2 separate regions of the Homo sapiens genome follow, and region 1 is linked to region 2. The links are chromatin loops, found by intact Hi-C in ENCODE. Cell type or tissue: endothelial cell of umbilical vein. All regions are shown on one strand.

The links. Peaks named below come from ENCODE experiments on the same cell type or tissue, not always from the same donor. Only the 100,000 strongest peaks of a DNase experiment are listed, where the experiment ranks them.
Region 1: it touches region 2 in a loop (7-fold over the local background); 6 of 110 quality-filtered maps call a loop at or near these places.

What each region holds. Positions count from the first base shown.
Region 1 is chr3:99,531,256-99,533,755 of GRCh38, reverse strand. The region is part of intron 1 of LOC105374007 (a long non-coding RNA gene); the gene reads left to right. The region is part of intron 1 of LOC105374005 (a long non-coding RNA gene); the gene reads left to right. Among named protein-coding and RNA genes, the nearest start is that of COL8A1, 110 kb to the left of the region's middle. In endothelial cell of umbilical vein, a CTCF peak has its summit at 1,286 (motif pointing right); a DNase peak (open chromatin) is centred at 1,285; H3K27ac peaks cover 219 bases.
Region 2 is chr3:99,171,869-99,174,368 of GRCh38, reverse strand. No RefSeq gene overlaps it. Among named protein-coding and RNA genes, the nearest start is that of LINC00973, 260 kb to the right of the region's middle. In endothelial cell of umbilical vein, a CTCF peak has its summit at 1,134 (motif pointing right); a DNase peak (open chromatin) is centred at 1,148.

The sequences.
Region 1 (2,500 bases), 360 kb before region 2:
TCAGCCTCCCAAGTAACTGGGACTACAGGTGCATGCCACCATACTTGACTAATTTTTTTATTTTTTATATTTTGTGCACACAAGGCTTCACCATGTTATCCAGGCTGGTCTTGAACTCCTGAGCTCAAGCTATCTGTCCGCCTCAGCCTCCCAAAGTGCTAAGATTATAAGCGTGAGCCACCATGCCCGGCCTGCTCTTTCTTTTCTCTTGAAAATGTGATAGTCAGAGCTGGGACAAGTAGAATTGTTGAATTTGTAAGAGCAGGATAGATTAAGATGACACTTTCATTTTAATGAGGAAACTGAGGGCCACAGAGATTAGGGCCTTGTCCAAGGTTACACAATTAAGCAATCTCAAAAACCTGAAAAATTTCAGAGGCAAGTGAATAGGCCTGGCTAAAACAGAGGGGATCAGGTTTTATTTAGTTTTGGGAGAATAAAAACATTGGTACGTGCAATTGCCTTGGGGGTAAAGATACACATATTGGTTACATCTGCATGTCCTTCCAAACATTCACAAACATATGGGAATGAATTATAAGTAACAATGAATGTGAGATAGCTCCATGTTTTAGTGACTTACTTTCAAATCCCATATCCCACTTATGTTCTTCTTTTAGCTGTATTGCCCCTGGCCCAACACACGCTAACTGGATTGTTTCAAATACCAGACATGTAAAGACACTAGCCAAATAATTTTATCAGTACTCCTTTACTTTTGTGATATATTCTCTATAATAAAAAAACCTTGAAATGGCCTATTTATGCATCAAATGGAGACTTTTAAAAATAAATTATGACAAGGTTTCCAACATACATACCTAAGTGGAAAAAAACCAGATAGAATAATAGGTATTTTGTGCTTGTGGACATTTAAAAATATTCATGCGTGTATATGGGAAATTTCCAGAAGAATACACAAAATAAGTAACAGTGGCTATGCTGTGTAGAGGGATTGGGGGTATGAAGTGAGAGATAAACTTGTTTTTTATTGTATAGAATTTGTATACAATATATGTGGGTTTTTCCCCTCATATTTTAAAATAATTAAATAAACACATGCGTTGCCCATAACACAATTCCTATCAAGGACCTTTAGGTGAAGTATGGGAAATAGATCTAATTTTCTCTCTCTTTTCTTCTTTTTCTTTTGCTTGCTGTGCCAATGGTCTTTTTTCTGTTTGCTTTCAATTCCATCTCCCTCCCTTTCCCTGTAGGTTACAAGAGAACACCATGTGAACTGCATTCCCAGGCTCCCTTGCCGGGTGACTTTCATCTAAAGTTAGCCAGTAGGGGGCACTGGGAAGATGCTGGAAGGAAGGAGCACGGAAGAAGGGAGGCTACTTCTACCCAGCCCTCTGCTCCTGGTGGAAGCTCTGGTCCAGTCTCCTCTGTGCTTTAACTCCCTCTTTAGTCCCAGCTTTCAAGAGGCAGTACTGTCAGAGTTCCAGCATTTTTGGTGGGCCCAGTGCTTAGACCCTAGGAATATCATCCTCTCCTTTTGTCCTTCCAGCTTAGGGATATTAGCAACTTTCCACTGTTAATAATTTTTTGATGGCACCTTCCTTCATTTACTCTTTCAGCTATTCTAATACCTTTATAATTAGTTCCCACATTAAATTATCTTATTTAATTATTATATGTCAGGACTCTGTATTGCTAGCTGGGCCCTGACCGATAGAGTCACTATTGAAAGTGAGATATTTCTAGCTCCTATATTTTAAAAGTTATTATTTGTGTATAGGATAACAATTAATTTTATGTATGATTTTTATTATTTATAATCTTATGTATTCCCTTATTTTCTTTTTGAAGTTATTTCTAAAGGTTTAACCTGATGGCCTTGGCTGGAAATTAAAACCAAGATCCCTCAAGCCTTCAACCTCCTAATATGGCTGTTTCAGTTTGATTTCCTGTTTGACTTGAATTGTTTGAGAATGTTTCAGTTCTTGGTTTGTTGGCCTTAATTGTTATTGCAAATTTCTTATGTCTGGCATCATAATTAAAAACTATTATCTATGTGTGGCTCTTACGGAAAATCTTAATACATTTGCTAGTGTGAAATAGTATAGGTGACATTCTTTAATTATAATACAAAATTTATGGAAATTTTCTTTATGGGCTATTACCTGCCAACTTTAACACATTTTCCATTTGTCTTTAAAAGTTGCTTCATTTGATTTTATATATGTGTGTATGTATATAACATCCATATTATTATGTTACTTATTTTTTTCTGTATTGGTACTTATTTTATTTTATTATTTTTTTTGAGACTGAGTTTCGCTCTTGTTGCCCAGGCTGGAGTGCAGTGGCATGATCTCAGCTCACCGCAACCTCCACCTCCCAGGTTCAAGCAATTCTCCTGCCTCAGCCTCCCGAGTAGCTGGGATTACAGGCATGCACCACCATGCCCGGCTAATTTTGTATTTTTAGTAGAGACAGGGTTTCTCCATGTTGAGGCTGGTCTTGAACTCCTGACCTCAGGTGACCCACCCGC
Region 2 (2,500 bases):
AACATTCTCTTTTCTCCAAAACCTCACCAGCACCTGTTATTTTTTTAGTTTTTAATCATAGTCATTCTGACTGGTGTGAGATGGTATCTCACTGTAGTTTTGATTTGCATTTCTCTAATGATTTGTGATTGAATTTTTTTTTTCTTTTAGAATGTTTAATGTAGGCCCCCAATCTCTTCTGGCTTATAGGGTTTCTGTTGAAAGTACTGCTGTTACCCTGATGGGGTTCCCTTTGCAGGTGACCTACCTCTTTTCTCAAGCTGACTTTACCATTTTTTTCTTTCATTTTGACCTTGATGAATCAGATAATTATGTATCTTGGGGATAGTATTTTTGTGTAATATCTCACAGAAGTTCTCTGCACTTCCTCAATTTGAATGTTGTTCTCTTCGGGAAAGTTTGAGAAGTTTTCATAGATGATATCCTGAAATATTTTCTCCAAGTAGCTTGCTTTTTCCCTGTTTCTTTCAGGGACACCAACAAGTCATACATTTGGCCTCTTTACATATTCCCATATTTCTTGTGGGTTTTATTCGTTCTTTTTTATTTCTCTCTGACTGATTTATTTCAGACAGCCAGTCTCTGAGCTCTGAGATTCTTTCCTCAGCTTGGTCTATTCTGCTGTTAATACTTGCTATTGCATTATGCAATTTTTGTAGTGTGTTTTCCAGCTCTATTAGATCAGTTTGGTTGTTTTTTATAATGGCTATTTCATTTATCAGCTCTTGTATCATTTTATTGTAATTCTCAGCTTCCTTGGAATGGGTTTCAACATTCTTCTGAATCTTAATGATCTTCATTCTTATCCATATTCTGAATTATATATCTGTCATTTCAGCCATTTCAGCCTGGTTAAGAACCCTTGCTGGGGAAGTAACATGAAATTTTGGAGGAAAGAAGGTGCTCTGGCTTTTTGAGTTGCCAGAATTCTTGCACTGGTTCTTTCTCATCTGTGTGGGCTAGTATTCCTTTAATTGCAGTGTAAATGAGTAGTCAGTAGACTTTTTCTGGATGTTTTCAGCGGGCCAAGGCTTTGTGCAGGGTCTTTATTTGTAGCTGAATTCATGTCCTTAGTTTCACAGGGGAGTGTATCAGCCAAGTTATTTCTTGTGTTGCTGTTTTGGGCTGTGATCCACTAGGTGGCGCTTAAGTGTAATGGCCAGTAGGTAGGCTCTTTTTTCCCAGTCAGAAGGCTTCTTTGTATTTCCTCATGATTGTAGCTGTGCTCCCTCTCAGTGATCTGAAGGTATGGGCTCCTCTCCTATCCTAAGATCTCAGCTTGGCACTCCCAGGCTGCACACTGAAGCTCTGGGACAATCTCAGGCCTTATGTTTCGTCCTCAGCTTGGAGGCAGCAGGGGAAGGGATCTTAGCATTGGTTGTGGTAGTGGGTTTTCCACCTATCTCTTGGGGCTGACCCTAGAGAGATGCAGAGCCACTATCAATCAGTGTGATTTGCACAGGATAGGTTGGCTGAGCTGTGAGCCTAAGCCAGGGAGGCCCTGCGTGGTGAGAAACAGCAGAGTGTGGGAGCTGGGGAAGAAAGACTGGCGTCTCCTCCTTAGGGCAACTGCAGCTTGCTGGAGGTGTGGTTAAAGCACTGAGGGTCTTTGCTCCTCCCTGATCTGAGGGCAGCAAATGCAGTACTACTGCAATGGCAGTGGCAGGGAGTTTTCTATTGCCTCTGGAAGCTTGACCTCAGAGAAACATAAAGCCACTGCTACTGGGAATGTTCAGCCATGGGTTTGGGGTGGCTGCTCTGCTGGCCCTAGATGGTGGCTCTGTTTGTTGAAGAATGGGGACTCAAGGGTTCACAGCGATGAGGAACTGTGCTCCTCTCTCTATGGTGACTGTGGTATGATGGCAGCTTAGGTGACGACCTTAGGCTCTTTGTTTCTTCCCCAGATCAAAGACATTAGGGGCAGAACCATTGCTGTGGCAGTGGCAGGAGAGCCCAGTTGCCTCTGGGAGCCCCTCTCCAGGGAAACACAGAGCCACTACCAGTGGGCATGCTCTTCCCTTCCTGGTGAATAGTTGGGAGTAGGGGCTCACAGTTAAAAGTCACTGGACTCCTGTCTATATGACTGCTGTGGTATGCTGCAGGTGAGAGACTAGGCCCTTTGTTCCTTCCTCTGCCAAGGGCAGTTAGGATGGTACCACTGTAGGTGCAATGGCAGAGAGGTTATGAGTTGTCTCTGGGATTTCCTCCTCAGAGAAATGCGGAACTGCTTCTGACTGCAGTATTCAAGTGAGGGCAGGGTAGTGGTGCTGGAGTCCCAGGTTGGGAAGTCCTGCCCAGTGAGGAAAAGCAGTGACAGGCACCTGTGTGGAGAACAGTCTGGCCACTTTTCCACGGTATGGCTGTGCTATGCTGGGGAACCACACCACTCCCTAATCACAATGCACTCTCCACAGCCTGAAGGCTATAGCAGTGGGGACTGTGAGACAGCAAAAATGGCAGCTGGCCTCTCACTCTGGGAGTTCTGTCCATTGCGGAGCTG